Regions from separate parts of the Homo sapiens genome. Here region 2 is linked to region 1. The links are chromatin contacts, found by Hi-C or POLR2A ChIA-PET in ENCODE. All regions are on one chromosome and are shown on one strand. The core of a region is the stretch at or near the end of the contact, and the rest is flanking DNA. Distances in the headings are between cores, read along the strand shown.

What was found. Hi-C counts contacts between places; a loop is a spot of excess contacts on that map. ChIA-PET counts read pairs that join two places held with the same protein, here RNA polymerase II (POLR2A). Pooled maps may share reads with other maps.
Region 2: a map of mammary epithelial cell shows a loop between it and region 1 (5-fold over the local background). The contact joins two enhancer-like sites. A Hi-C loop is called at or near these places in 5 of 168 maps with a recorded cell type or tissue (HepG2, PC-9, dorsolateral prefrontal cortex and 2 more) and 3 of 50 pooled maps. POLR2A ChIA-PET finds 5 or more read pairs at or near these places in 8 of 52 experiments (AG04449, CD4-positive, alpha-beta T cell, CD4-positive, alpha-beta memory T cell and 5 more).

The regions. Positions count from the first base shown.
Region 1 is chr1:19,070,378-19,077,909 of GRCh38, reverse strand. It overlaps UBR4 (ubiquitin protein ligase E3 component n-recognin 4), which reads left to right. Exons shown (of 106, transcript NM_020765.3): 105 at 1,008-1,170; 106 at 3,014-3,400. The coding sequence ends at 3,078. Among named protein-coding and RNA genes, the nearest start is that of IFFO2, 120 kb to the right of the region's middle. RefSeq lists a silencer at 338-506 and an enhancer at 7,044-7,532. Within about 2 kb of position 2,902, at least 17 of the 41 ENCODE cell types and tissues checked have a DNase peak (open chromatin) inside an H3K27ac peak, as active enhancers do.
Region 2 is chr1:19,030,094-19,037,625 of GRCh38, reverse strand. All of the region lies in intron 1 of LOC105376815 (a long non-coding RNA gene), which reads left to right. Among named protein-coding and RNA genes, the nearest start is that of IFFO2, 77 kb to the right of the region's middle. RefSeq lists an enhancer at 1,242-1,813. Within about 2 kb of position 3,570, at least 2 of the 41 ENCODE cell types and tissues checked have a DNase peak (open chromatin) inside an H3K27ac peak, as active enhancers do.

The DNA of each region.
Region 1 (7,532 bases), core at 1,653-4,152:
GACTCTGCCTCAGCACCCACATGGCTGCTCCTCCGCTGGGCCTGGGGGCGCTTTTTTCCTAGAAACAAACAACCCCAACTGTGGGAGGGATTGACACTGGCAGCCTGGAGCCTTGTGTCTGTGAGGTACATTTGTTTTGTTTGGTTTTGTTTGGTTTGGTTTGGTTTGGTTTTTTTGAGACGGAGTTTTGTTCTTGTTGCCCAGGCTGGAGTGCAATGGCGTGATCTCGGCTCACTGCAACCTCTGCATCCCGGGTTCAAGTGATTCTCCTGCCTCAGCCTCCCAAGTAGCTGGGATTACAGGCAGGCACCACCACGCCCGGCTAATTTTGTTTTTTTAGTAGAGATGAGGTTTAACCATGTTGGTCAGGCTGGTCTGAAACTCCTGACCTCAGGTGATCCGCCTGCCTTGGCCTCCCAAAGTGCTGCTATTACAGGCATGGGCCACTGTGCCTGGCCCACATTTGTAGCTGAGATCACTCCTGTCACCTGCTCCCGAGCCTGCTCCAGACTCGGCTGTGCAGGAAGACCTTCCCCGCCGGGTCTCTCTTTGCTGCTCTTGCCGTGCTATTGGGATAAGCTCTGTTGCCCTGAGTGAGTCTGACTTACCGCAGCCAGCTTATAACAGGACACTCCTCTCCGGAGAGAATCTGAGTTTTTGAGTTGGTTCCTTTCATCATCGGAATGAGACAGCTCATGGAAGCACATTGACAAGTCCCTTTGCTCTGGGGAATGCGAATGGGAAGTGTACGGGGAGGGAATGCAGCCACTTGTTGGAGCCTGTAGCTTCAGGTGACACAGTGCCTAATAAGGAGGGCCTAAGAGGAATGAAGTGAAATTGTGTCGTTCCTGGAGACAAAACGCACGCTCTAGGGTGCCTGTTGGTATGCTTTGGTGTAGGTTGGGAGGGCTGTCCTTTGAGGGGTTGAAATGGCCTGACTGACTTGAGGCGGAAGATGAGGCAGCAGTAAGTCACCCACCTCTCTTGTCTCCTGTTGATTCTCGTAGAAGGTGCCTACCAGTAACACAGAGGGAGGCTGGTCCTGCTCTCTCGCTGAGTACATCCGCCACAACGACATGCCCATCTACGAAGCTGCCGACAAAGCCCTGAAAACCTTCCAGGAGGAGTTCATGCCAGTGGAGACCTTCTCAGAGTTCCTCGATGTGGCCGGTTAGTGTCAAGGTTTTCTCTTTTAAAGATCCTCCGCAGCAAAGCCCCATGTCTTCCTCCGTGGGTCATCCGTAGCTTTATCTTCACGACCAGAGGAAACGCAGTATGAACCAGCCTGTCAGCTGCCACTGAAAGCCCTGGGAAAGATGCGTAAATAGCAAGTCACCGATAACGAGAACAGCAGCTCTAACATGTACTGAGCACCCCCTCTTTCCCCGACATGGGCTGTTCACTGTATGTGATCTCAGCCCTCGAGGCAGCCCTATATGAGGCAGGAGCTTTGGTTATCCCCATTTTATAGATGGGGTAAATGAGGCTCTGAAGATCAAATAAGTGGCCAAGGGAACATAGCTAGAAAGTGATAGCATCCCTGTTTGAGTCTGTTTTTTAATGGCAGTTCAGAGAATTAACATGCAAATTGGAATGCCCCTGTCTTCCTCCTGCGTCTTAGGTCACAGTTGACCCCAGGGAGGCATGGGCGACCCAGCAGGGCCGCTCTGAACTGTGGGTGTGGGAGACGTGGTCAGACAATTCCTTATCCTACTGCTAGTAAAATTGAAATTCTTTGTGTAACAAATTTGTCATTCTAATTGCAAACAAACACATTAGAATTGGTTTGTATTTCATAACCAAGCACCAAGTGACAGCAGGGGGAGGTGACTTGGCCCGTGCCTGGGAAATCCACCTAGGGTTAAAAGACAGTGCCCTGTGAGGTTGTGGGCGCCGCGGCATTACAGCCCCCATCAGAGCACCCGCCCTACAAAGGTCAGCTCCCCAGAGCCAACGCACAGGTAACCAAACCTGCCAGCTCTTTTTTATGATCTTGTTTCATTTTTTTATGGCATTCGTTGTGGGAATTTTGTAAAGTATAAAGAAGCAGGAAAACAAACTCCCCCCAGATCCCACTGTTAGGAGAACGCCTCTGCTAACATTTTCTCTATCTTGTTATCCTCTGGGAATGAGACCCACTAAAGGGCTAGAGTGTTGCTCAGTGTGAATTCCTCTTTCTTCCCAGCTCAGAGCCAGCTGACCGATTTTCCCAAACAGCTCTGTGCCTCCGCATTGGCTGCCCCTTGCAGTGTCCTCAGCGGAAGCTCTGTGCTGGGATGGTCTTCGTCGACCTGGTGCCTGCCTCCGCGTCTGGGCGGGCCTGTGCTAACACTGCTCACCTCTGTGTGTTTGTTAACTCCACCACCTCTTTACGGCTCCCACTGGCTCTGTTTCAGCCTAGATGTTTCACCAGCATCATACCTTAGCACATGCCTCGCGTTCTTCCCAGAAAGTCAGCCCTGGGACCAGGTGGGCTGGTAAAGTCCTCAGTGCTGGGCCCTGTGCCTGTTGCATGAGCCTGTGTCACTGTGACTGTGGAAGTTGGAGCTAGTGAGAGGAGGAGGAGGTGGGCAGAGGAAGGAGGGTCCCTTGGGCTCGAGCTCCACATCAGCCCTGAGCTGCTGGCAAGCACCCCTGGCCTGCAGCCAGGGAGAGCCAGAGCCTTTGCCAGGCAGCGAGCCTCCGTGCCTTCCACTCCTAGGTCAGGTTTTGACAGCACCACTTTATTACTTTGTTTAAGCTGTTAGAAAATTTCAGAACATCAGACACACCCTATTCAAATGTGAGAACAAAAACACCTTCCAGCAGTGCCTGCTTCTGGAACAGGACTCCTCCTGCGGAACAGGGTTTTGCTCAATGACTACCTCCCCGGTCATGCTGCTGTCCAGTGAGCAGCCGGGCCAGAGCTTGTCGGACCGCAGTGTGTTCTCTGCTAGATGCGGCAGCTGTGACTCAGGGGGAATGGGGGCTGTATGCCTGCTCCTGACACACCTCTGCCCGTTGTGCTTTGCAGGTCTTTTATCAGAAATCACCGATCCAGAGAGCTTCCTGAAGGACCTGTTGAACTCAGTCCCCTGACCACCACACAGCAGCTGCGGCGGCGAAGACGAAGCTGGCTTGCCTTCCACCCTCTGTTCTCCCTCCTTGTGCATTAAGTTCCCTCCGCGGGATGCTGCATTGTTACCCCGCCCTCCCCTCTCTCATTTTTCTTGGTGTGGCTTGGGGTTTTTAGGCTTCCTGTTTTATCTCGTGTGTGTGGTGCACCAGCTATGAGGTTGTCTGTAACCCAAGCCATCAAAGGGCCTGTACATACCTAGGAGCCATGAGTTGTCCCGGCCAGCTTCATACTTGAGTGTGCACATCTTGAGAAATAAACAAGTGACTTAACACACATTGAAAAGGAAGGTGTTGCCTGCTGCTTCAACTCGTCCTCAGTGGCGCAGGCCAAATGGTTTCCCTTGAATGCACAGCCATTTCCGGCGTCAGCCCGGGAAGACTCATGTCAGACCCGCTGTCTCCAGGCCTGTTGTCAGCGCTAAGTGCAACCTGTCTATTCTTGGCCAGCAAGTTGGGGCACCACATTGGATGGCTCTGATTTTTCCCAAAACAAAGCCCATGCCTTGCTCTTAATTTTTTGGCCTTAAGAGCTGGAACCCAAAGACACGTGGAGCCCAGAGCTTTCCTAGCCCTCGGCTGAAGGAAGGCTCGCGGAGTAGGGCACAGTCTTGTTGGACCACAGAGGCCTGGGGAGCATTTGACATTCTCATGCTGCTGTGAATCGGGAATCCCTTGGTGACTTCTCTCCAGGGTTGTCATGTTAAGAGAGGGCCTGGGGCAGACTTAGGATCAGGATAAAGAGAGTGGCTGCTATTGACATTGCCAAGCACCCAGTGTATCTTATTTCTAATCTCTTTGCCCATGAGCCAGAGCCGCTTGCCCAAGGGCTCCCAGCCAGGGGCTGTGGAGTTGTCAGGTTTGTGCCTCCGAAGCTGTGTCCTGACCACTGTGGCTGCCGCTCCTGGAGGCCTCAGACCTGCTCCCCTACACACGTGGGCAGCAGGACTCCCGAGGGCCTCTCCCCAGACTTCGGGAGAAGGCTCACCTCGTGGGAGGGAGGGCTCGCTCATGCCCATCTCCTTTCGTTCTTTGCGGGCCACTCGGCCAACTGACGTCGGCCTCTCCTGTCTGGATGTCCAGTTTCTGTGGCTCACTCCTCAAGCCAGATCATCTGGGACTGAGGGTGGCCTCTGGGCTCCTGTAGACTTCCACAGCCAGGATTTCACATCCCTCCCCAGAGCCTCGGACCGAACAGCCACAAGCAGCCATGAGTGTCGTGCCTGGACTAAGCTGGAGAGACAAAGGCGTTTGTGGCAAGGGCCCAGCTGGAAGCCCTGGCAGGCCAGAGCATGCATGTGCTGGCTTGCACGAGCATACTTTGGTGTTTGTGTTGGGGACACCGGGCTTCTGAGGGACTGGCGTGGCTCCAGGGTGGGGAGCAGCCTGGTTGAAGCGCGGCCAGGCACTCACTCTGTTGTTCAGATCCCAGCTCCACTGCCTGCTGTGTCCACAGTCTCCTCACCTGTCAAATGGGAATATCTATGTGGCGGGAGGGTGCTGAGGTTTCCACGAGCTAATCTGCCTGCTGTGTAGTAACTAGTAGCTTTTCTTACTGTTAGTGAACTTGTTTTAGTCTGAAGGAAGGCACCCATGCCCCAGGTGAAGTCCAGCTGAGTTCAGTGAGGACGATGGAGACCCTTGGTCTTGGCACCCTTCTGCCTTATACTGGGAATGCCTCAGGCTTGCTCCTGCTGTGTGTCTGTGGTTGCCCACTTTCTGCTGGTCTCCGAGAGACTGATTCAGGTGTTCAGGAGTCTGTTCGCTATTACATCACCTCCTTGTGAGAAATAAAGTGGAGCAGCCTCATCCAGACAGCAAAGCAAGGAGGGAGCGTGAGGAGCAGCCAGGTGAGCTGGTGGCATGGGGCCGCCTGTGCAGAGGCCGGCCTCGCTGCTTCATGTGGCTCAGGGAGGCTCAGCACGTCCGTCATCACACCTCAGGGCAGCGAGAGTGGACCTGGTGCCTTCAGAAGCCCACCCGAGGCCTGCTGCTCTGGCCTGCAAAGGTGGAGTCACCAAAGCTCATTACAAAGTGTTTGCTTATTTTTGTCTGCCCTGCATTTTTTTATTTCTTGCAAAGGCCTCAGAGGATGTGGGCCCCAGCCCAAACACATCTTGTTTTCACTAGTAGAGCTTTTCCTAGTGTCTGCACAGGGGTGCTTCCAGTGGCTCTGCCATAGCCCCAGACAAGCTGCTGACACGGCAGCCATGAGGTCTGGGACAGGTTCCAGGGGGTGCTTTTGGCCTGCTCCAGCAGGAGTGGAGGCTGGACTGGTCTCCAGCAGGAGTGGAGGCTGGACTGGTCTCCAGCAGGAGTGGAGGCTGGTCTGGGCTCCAGCAGGAGTGGAGGCTGGTCTGGGCTCCAGGAGTGGAGGCTGGTCTGGGCTCCAGCAGGAGTGGAGGCTGGTCTGGGGAGAGAGCTACACCTCCCCAGGCCCAGGTCTCACGAAAGGAGCATCGAAGGGCACCGAGGAAAAAGCCACTTAGCCCTCTCCTGTCCTGCACCATTATCTGGGCCCATTGGTTCTTGGGTCCCTGTCTTTCTCAACAGGCAGCCCCAGTTGGGGAATTAAGTTGATTCTGGACTGGCTATGCCTAATGATAGCTGCAATTTGAAACCCATAAAGTTCGAGTTCAGCAATAAAGTTGGGGAGGCAGTGTCAACACCTTCCTTGTAGAACGGCTGAAGCCTCTGGTGTTCCTCAGTCAGCAGCCGCCCTGGTTCCCAGCTGTCCAAGTTTGTTGCCCTTAGAGGTGAAAAGAGAGGCCCCCTGCCTGCACCTCCCCTCCCCAGGGGTGTTTGTTGGGACACCGGGGGCTGCGCTCGGTTCTCTGCATTTTACTCCTGCGTCAACCCTGTATGTTAGGTGGTGGAATTTCCGCCTTACCAATGGGGAGGCGGTAACCCAGAGGAGGTAACTCGCCTGCTAAGGAGTCAGGAGCTGAGGGGTCTGCGGGACTCCAAAGATTACTCTGGGTCATGCGACTTCATTTGTTCCTTCCAGGATGTAGCAAGTGTCTCCTCGGTGCCAGGGACTTACCAGAGGCCGGGGGCACAGCGTGCATCAAACAGGCTCTGTCCTCATGGAAAGGAGAGAATCAGAACTGAGGGGTTCCAGGGACATAAGGTGTGAGGTGGCAGTGTGAAGTGTAGACAGATCAATGTGGGGGACAGGCTGTAGTTGGCATGCTGCTTACGTGGGGTGGCCGGGTTGGTCAGCTCCCAGCTCCAAAGTGCCCATGGCCAGATTCTCATACCTGGTTGCAACAGGCATCCTCTTTGGTCACTTAGCAAACCTCAGCTGGGCACCTAGTCTGTGCTCCGCTGTCAGCATGGGGTCCCTGTAGGGGACTGGGAGGAGCCAGAAAAGAGACTCACTCTGCTCTCTAGGCTGCGGAATATAGCCCAGAGCTGGCCACTTCCCACCACCTTCGCACCCAGACCCAGCTCCTGGATCTCCCACTTCCTCCCACTCCGTAGTCCATTCTCCAAGCACCCAGAGCAGTCACTTAAAAACACGCTGCAGGCGGTTGCCTCTGAAACTCTTTTCACTTTCACATTTTGAAGGGCAGCTAAACTACCTCCCAGGCTCCCAGACCCTCTCCAGCCTCCCTCCTCCCCACTCCCTCTCATCCCCGCTCCACACACTTGCTCCCTGCTGTTCCCTCGCACAGGGCACATATCCACCGCCCAGGCTCTCACTTTGTCCCATTAGCCCAGATGTTTGCGTGGCTCATCTCCTCCCTCCACTCAGGTCTCAGAGATGCCCCTGAGCCCTGATCTGGGAGAGCAGTGCCCTCCGGGGCTCTCTCTGCCCCTGCCTGCCCTGTTTCGGTCCTTTCCTTCGGCCTCATGCAGCTGTGGTCAGCTCGCCTGTTCATCTCCCTCTGCTGCGTCCTGCTAGTAGCTTTCCTTTATTTGCTGCTGCATCTACAGTGCCTAGAACAGTGCTCAGTGCATAGAGGACGCTCGGGGAGTATTTGTTGGCTAAATGATGGGTCTATGTCAGCATCTCCCAGGGAACAGTCAGCCATCTCCACAACCCTATGCCTAACTCTGGGATGAAGGGCAATAAATCCAAACCTGATTCCAGTAAGAGGCTGGAGCAGGTGGGCCCATGAGGGCCCTTCCCCACCAACCCCTGCCCTTTGCTGTTCCTGCAGCAAGGCTGTGCTGAGACCCTGGAACATGCTGGAGGCAGAGCTGGCTCAGACGCAGGCTGGAGTGCCCAAGTCAGGGCTCCTGCCCGGCTCCTGCTCCGGGCCCTGCCCCTTCCTCCTCCTGTCATAGATCACCTCAGGGCAGGGCCATTCCTTTGCCTGGAGCTAGCTCTGGTCTCCGAGACCACAACAAGTCCTTTTCAAGCTGGAGCAGTTCCCAGCAGCACCAAGAGGATGGCAGAGAGGGACAAGGTA
Region 2 (7,532 bases), core at 2,321-4,820, 41 kb after region 1:
AGGTTGCTGAGATCCTGGGTTGGAAGAAGCAAAAGTTACCTGCCTGCCCTCTGCCCTTGCCATTCTCTCACCAGCACCACCACCAAAATGGGTTTAAGCTTGTGTCTCCACTGGGCCCCAAGATCTTTCTCTATTTTGGCAATCCATCCATTTCTTTGTTCATCCATATACCTAACATCTGACCACGCTCACCAGACCTGCAGTGACCCCCTAGTGTAAGCACGCCATCTCTTGCCAGGCCATCCTGAGTGGTTTTTGAGTCTCCTCTCTTGCCTCCTTAGAGACTTCCCCTCCCAAAAGTGTCCAGCACATACGTCCTCCTCCTCAGCACTAGGTTCCATATAAGGCAGAGAGGCAAGTCGTTCAATCAAAGGCTCCAACAAGACGGCGGGGCTGATCATCCAGGTAAAATGTTTAACACTTTTTTTCTTTTTTTAAAGACAGGGTCTCAGTCTGTCACCCAGGCCGGAGTACAGTGATGTGATAATGGCGGCTCACTGCAGCCTCGACCTCCTAGGGTCAGGCAATCTTCCTGCCTCAGCCTCCTAAGTAGCTGGGACTATAGGTGAGCACCACCGTGACTGGCTAATATAAAATTTTTTTTTTTTTTTTTAGTAGAGACTTGAGTCTCGCTATGTTGCCCAGGCTGGTCTTAAGCTCCCAGGCTCAAGCGATCCTCCCACCTTGGCCTCCCAAAGTGCTGGGATTACAGGCTTCATGAACACATCGTAAAGGAACGGAGCAAGAGACAGGCTGGGGTGGGTGATGTTGATATCAGGACGGGCATCCCAGAGGAGGCAAGGCATGGTGGAGTCTTCAAGGGTGCCAGGAGGAGTTGGCTGGGTGAAGGGAGGGAACAGATAGGCTGGGCCAGGGGACACTGTAATTGGCTGAGAGAGGTACAGCCAACTCCACCCTACTCAGGGCAGGTGGGCTGGTTTTTTTTGTGAGTTACCATCACCACCAGGATCATCCTCTCCCTCTCCTCCCTCCATTCGGCCCCTTGCGTCCTCCCTTGGCCACTGTACTAGCTCACTGGGTGGGGGCAAGATGAGAAGAGGAGCTCTCGCTAGCCGACATGAATGAGTAAAAGGTTGCTGCACCGTGAAACTCAGCGCTAAAGTCGGATTTGGAATGATCTGTGGGCCTCAATTATCCTGGCTTTATTTTATCTCTCTCTCTCTCCCTGGCTTTGTTGTAGGGAGTTAATATGATGATACGCGATATTGCTTTTGGCAGGAGCCGGCCGCCCAGAGAATCAGGCCCTTCTTCCCCTTGCCAGCCCCTCCTCCTCCCTGCTCAGGCTCTCTCTGACCACCGGGTGAAGGGAGTGGACCCAGCTCCTGTCACCCTGGGTGTCAGGGACACAGTGCTTTGGCTCTCTCCAGAGCTGCCAACACAACTCCCGCCCAATGAGGTGACCTGCCTGCTGGGAGGGTCTGTTTGGTTTTTAAAGAATAAATAAATAGGAGCTGCTTCTTATCCCCTACAGCTAGTTCCCAGAAGGCTGAGTGTCCTGTGCAGAATCGCGAGGCTGTGATGCCGAGCGCCAGGCAGGAGTCTAGACATGCTGGCTGCTGTGACCTGAGTTAGCACAAAGTCAAGAAAAGATTGAGGGGCTTTAGGGAGGGCATGGGGTGTGTGGCCATGTCTAGGGACTCCTCCTGATTTAAGGGCCATGATGGGGACCTCCCATCCTTGAGCAGGTCTTTGGGGAACTGAGGTGGCAGGAGGCCAAGTTGGAGCCATCCCCTGGGATTCTGACCTTGCTGGGGCTGGGTCTCACCGAATTCAAAACCTAGTGCTGAGCTGCGCCCTGGCTCTGGGGAGGTATCTGGGCCCCTGACAGGGGCTTGCCAGGGAGGTCTGAAAACAGGACCAGCTACACCCTTAGTGGGGCTCTATGCAACATGAAAACGTGCATCCCTCATTCAAAAGTTAAGAAATTCAGGACAGGGAATGCAGAGCATTAAACCAAGGGTGGGTCCTTCTGAGCCCTGTGTAACTGCAGGTGTCACACATCCAGGAAGCCAGCTGGGAGTCTGCTAGGGCTGCCGTAACACAGTACCATATACTGGGTGGCTGAAATGAACAGGAAATTGTTTCACTCTTCTGGAGGCCAGAGATCTGAGACCAAGAGCAGGCTTGGCTCCTGCGGAGGGCTCAGAGGGAGGCCCCAGCACAGGCCCCTGTCCCCACTCTTTGACGTTCCCAGGGTTGTCGAAGCATAACCCCATCTTTGCCTTCATCACGTCCTCTTTGCTCTGAGCATGTCTGTCTCTGTGCCCAAGATTCCCCTTTTAAAATGACACTGGTCATACTGGATTAGGGGCCACTACCATAACCTCATTTTAACCTGGTGCCCTCTATGAAGACTGTTTCCAGATAAGCCCACATTCTGAGGTTCTGGGGTTAGAACATCAATTTTTTTTTGTTTTGGGGGGAGGGCAGGGAACACGATTCAGCCTCTAACTGTGGCCCCACTGAGCAGCCTCCTTCAGTTCAGTTCAGCTTGGTGGACATGGACAGACACTAGTTCTGTGCCCGGCTCCCTCCTGGGGCAAGTGACCCTGCCCTGCAGGAACCTCCTGTCCCCACGGAACTCCCTGGCAGGAGGCAGGGTGGACCCTCTGGACCTGATGGCTCACAGGTCTCTGCCCTGCCTCCGTGGACTGGGGGTCCCCAGTGTGACTTTGGGAGGGTACCAACCCTGGCGACCCAGGTCATAACCCAGCTGTCACCTGAGGGCTGGCAACTCTGCTCTCGACACCCTCACTTGGGTCCTGCGATGGGGCTCCGGTGGGGGCAGTCACTGCCGGGAGTGACAACTGATGGCGTCCCTTTCTCCAGGAGGATGACACCAAGGGGGCTGCATTGTGAGTCCCTTGTCTCCTGGCGCTGTCACTCACTAATGGTGTAGGCTGAGCACCCCTCTCTTCCTCGGGCCTCTGTCTCTTTGCCTGTGGCATCTTGTCCCTAGGACCCACCTCGTGGTTCTGCTGTGACCTCCGGAAGTCCCCGCAGAACCTGGAGCTCTGTGGGCTCGGGAAGAGGCAGCGCCTGGATCCAGATCCTCCTGGGAGGTGTGGAACCTCACACAGGCCCCTCCGGGGCAGACGTGTTTGGGGCATGACTGGTGGGGATAGGGACGGGAGGAGTGGGCTGGGTCCTGGGTCCTCCCCCTGGGGGACACCTGAGGCCCTTGTGTTTTGGCTCACGCCAGGGATGGTGTCATCCATTCTTTCCGAATGAGCACTAATCACCTCCGAGAAAAAGTGCCAGCTGTGGGATTTGGGCCCGTTCCCTCTGATTGCTTTTCTTTTCCTTTTTTCTCTTTATGAGTGTGATGTGCTCAGGAGGGACAGGTGAGAAGGAGGCTGTTCTCCTTTTAAGGGCAAGGCATCTCCCCTGCCCTGACTCACCCGCCTCGCTTTTTGGCCCCCAAGCACGCTCCTTGCCTGTTAAAACTGTCCCAGGTACCGCCCCTCCTAGGAGGGCGGCCCCCACCCCCCGCCCTGCATGTTTGGGAGGCTGACTTGGCGGTGAAGTCATCCTTGGCTCGGTCCTCAGACAAGCATCTTCTTGCTTGTCTTACTGGGTTCTCACTGGCACCCCGGCTCCACCCAGGCTGGCACATGGGCTGGGACCCTGCACAAGGGGTGGGTGAGCGGGGCTGGGCACCAGGCCCCTCTGGTGCTGGCTTTTATCTGGTCCCTAACTCAGCCCCTGCAGGCTGGAGCTGATGCTGGGCCAGATCCTGGTGTGGGTCCTGGGGATACGGGGATGAGGGTCTTCCCAGACCCTGATGGGCAAGGGGAAGTGTACGCGCAGAGAGTTCCAAGCCCTGGACTATTTGTGCAAAGCATGTGGTGCACTGAGGAGGGACCTGACTACCCAGGAGTCGGGGGGAGGCCTTCTGGGAAGGCGATACTTGGAAGAATCTTCAAGGATGTACTGGAAGTCACCGGGAAAGGAGAGGGGGCGGATTGATCAGAGGGAATGGCATGTGCTAAGGCTCAGAGGTACGTGTTGGGAGCAAGAGCAGGGAGAGATGAGTGAGCGGGGAGGCATGGCTGGGCAGTAGAGGGCTCTTTGCCATGCCATGTAGCTCAGACCACGACACTGGGGCCACAGAAGGATTTGGAGCCAGAGAGTGAAATGACCAGGTTCAGTTTTTAGGTCAGTGATGCTGGCGGCTGGGTGGGGAGGGTGGACGGAGGGTGGTGACAGGTGGCAGGAAGCCCAGCGGGAAGCTGTTGAAATAGTTCAGGGGAGACGGGAGAGGTTCTGGACCAGGGCAGGGCAAGGGCAGAGGGGAGGGTTCAGGACCTGGAGCTCAGGTGGTGCTGATGGAGCAGAGAAGGGAGACAGACCCGCATGTGCTTTCACTCGCAGGCTGGGCTGGAGAGCGATGCCATTGGACTCAACAGCAGCCCAGTTGATTGGGGCCTGGTGGAGAGGTCCCTGGCTGGAGAGGAGGGCAGGTGCCTTTCTCAGCTGACAGTGCTTTTATCTTGCTTCTGACCTCAGTGCCACTTCTCTGAGATGTCCCCCATCGGCCAGCTTGCCCAGCTGTCACCCCTCACATCACATGACCCAAAGTGCGTGCATGTCCATGCTCTGGGTTGTGTCTCCCAGCACCCCTCCTGGAGGATGAGGAGGGAAGCGCAATGCCCCCCATTGCACAGATGAGATGCAGCTCACAGAGGCCGGGGGACTCCCCACGCTCTCCTGCTTCTAGAGGGTGGGGGGCTCACGTGGCTTTCCCACTGCACGGCAGCATCCCCAACATGGGTGCTTTTGGTTTGCACAGGAGAATACAGGCCCTGTCGCACTGTTCGAGAGCACTAGAGTCCGAGCCGGGTGGAGGGGTCAGCTCTGGGGTTTCCCGCTTCCCACAATGTGACCTTGGGCAAATTACTTGACTGCTCTGTGCTTTAAGTTCCTCACCTGTAAGGAGGGGCTGTTCTCATTGGGCAGGGGGAGACTTAAATGAAGTTGCATTGGCCTGCACATGGCTGACACATTCCATTGTGTATTATCACTATGCACGAAGCCTCCGCCACCCTGGTGCCTTAGGATGTGTTGAAAAGACTCCCATCTCCCGTCCTCTGAGGTCTTGTCTGCCGGGGCATCCAACCCCCACCTGCAAAGTGAAGGACCCCGACTCCCAGAGTCTCTAAATTGTGGCCACACTCATGCTGGAGAAACCTCTGTGTGACTGGGTGAGTCAGTGTCACCTGGCCTGAAAGGCCCATCAAAGAGCTCCGAGGCTGGGGCCTGGCAGCTTTGTCGCCTCCACCAGGCCCCGATCAACTGGGCTCCTGTTCAGTCCAACAGCATCGCTCTCCAGCCCAGCCCGGGGGTGAAGGCTCACATGGGTCTGTGTGTCTCTTCTCTGCTCCGTCAGCGCCACCTGAGACTTCCTGCCCTTGCTGGAAAGCGGTGGGTGAAAATAAATGCATAATAAAGTCATCAGAGAGAGGCATTTCATGCTGGGTGCGGTGGCTCATGCCTGTAATCCCAGAACTTTGGGAGGCTGAGGTGGGCAGATCGCTTGAGGCCAGGAGTTCGAGACCAGCCTGGCCAACATGGTGAAACCCCATCGCTACTAAAAATACAAAAATTAGCCGGGTATGGTGGCGCACGCCTCTGGTCTCAGTTAATTGGGAGGCTGAGACATGAAAATCTCTTGAACCTGAGAGGCGGAGGTTACAGTGAGCCGAGCTCGTGCTACTGCATTCCAACCTGGGTGACAGAATGAGACTGTCTCAAAAAAAACCAAAGAGGCATTTCTGTGTGTCTGCCGTAGGAGGGCTGCTGTGTATCCAGGTCACTAAACTCCGTCATTCATTCATCGTTTTGATCTCTTTGAATAAGCTGAGCAAGGACTTAGAAGCCATAACTCTTCTACTCTCAAGATATGCCTAAGAAATGGTTAGGCTCATGCAATGCGGCTCTACCCATCCATAAGAACGATGTCCTAGGTACATATTCAGGAGTGTGGCGCTAGGTCCACATAATATTGTTGAATTTAAAGAAGACAGTTGCTAAACAGAATCTAGAGTTTGACCCTATTTCAGTAAAATATTCATCACCAAAACTCCCAGAGAGAGTCCAGAGAGAAACCCACCAACATGGTGTCAGGGGTTCTTTCTGGATGAGGGCTTTACAGGTGATCTTTGCTTTCTGATTTATACCTTTCAGGATTATCTAGAATAGGGGTTGCAAACTATGGCCCATGGGCCAAATGCAGCTGATGGTCTGTTTTCATACAGCCCATGAGCTAAGGATGGCTTTTACCTTTTGAAATGATTGTAAAAACAAACAAACAAAAACAGAAGAATTTGCTATAGCGAGCATGTGATCCACAAAACCTAAATTATTTAGGCTCTGCATAGAAAAATAATTTGCCAATCTTTGATCTAGAAAAACATTAACATTGACATGTGCTAACGCTATCATAAAAACAACAAAATGTTTCCTTTTCAGAAGGTAATACATTTAGCAAGCAGATGCATCAGAATCCTCTTTCTTTTTCTTTCTTTCTTTCTTTCTTTCTTTCTTTCTTTCTTTCTTTCTCTCTCTTTCCTTCCTTCCTTCCTCCCTCCCTCTCTTTCTCTTCTCTCTTTCTCTCTCTCTCTTTCTTTCCTTCCTTCCTTTCTTTCTTTTCTTTCTTTTTCTCTTTCTTTCTTTCTTTCTTTTTCTTTCTTTCCTTCCTTCCTTCCTTCCTTCCTTCCTTCCTTCTTTCTTTCCTTCCTTCCTTCCTTCCTTCTTTCTTTCCTTCTTGCTTTCTTTCTCTCTCTCTCTTTCCATCTCTCTTTCCCTCCCTCTCTCTCTTTCTTTCTTCTTTCTTTCCTTCCTTCTTTCTTTCCTTCTTGCTTTCTTTCTCTCTCTCTCTCCCCCTCCCCTCCCCTCCCTCCCTCCCTCCCTCCCTTCCTTCCTTCCCCCATCTCTCCCTTTTTTTTAGACAGGTCTTTTTCTGTCACTCAGGCTGGAGTGCAACGGTGCGATCTGGGCTCACTGCAACCTCTGCCTCCTGGTTCAAGTGATTCTCCCATCTCAGCCTTCCCAGTAGCTGGGATTACAGGCTCATGCCACCATGCCCAGCTAATTTTTGTATTTTTTGGTAGAGACACGGTTTCACCATGTTGGCTAGGCTGGTCTCGAACTCCTGACCTCACGTGATCCACTCTTCCCGGCCTCCCAAAGTGCTGGGATTACAGATGTGAGCCCAGAATCATTTATTTCTATTCAACAACACCCCTATGGGTTGAGCACTGTGCTAGACTCACCCCTCCTTCCCTCCTTCTCCTTTCTTTCCCACTTTCCTTCCTTCCTCTCTCCCCTGCTCCAGCCTCCCACTTTTTCTCCCTTGCTTCTTCTCTCCTCCCTCCCTCCCTCCTTCTCTCCTCCCTCCCTCTCTCCTCCCTCCCTCCCTCCTTCCCTTCTGTCTCCAGACTTTTCCCGAGCACCTTCTATGTGCCAGAGGCTTACAAACTGATGGGAGGCAAATCAGGAACAAGTCATCA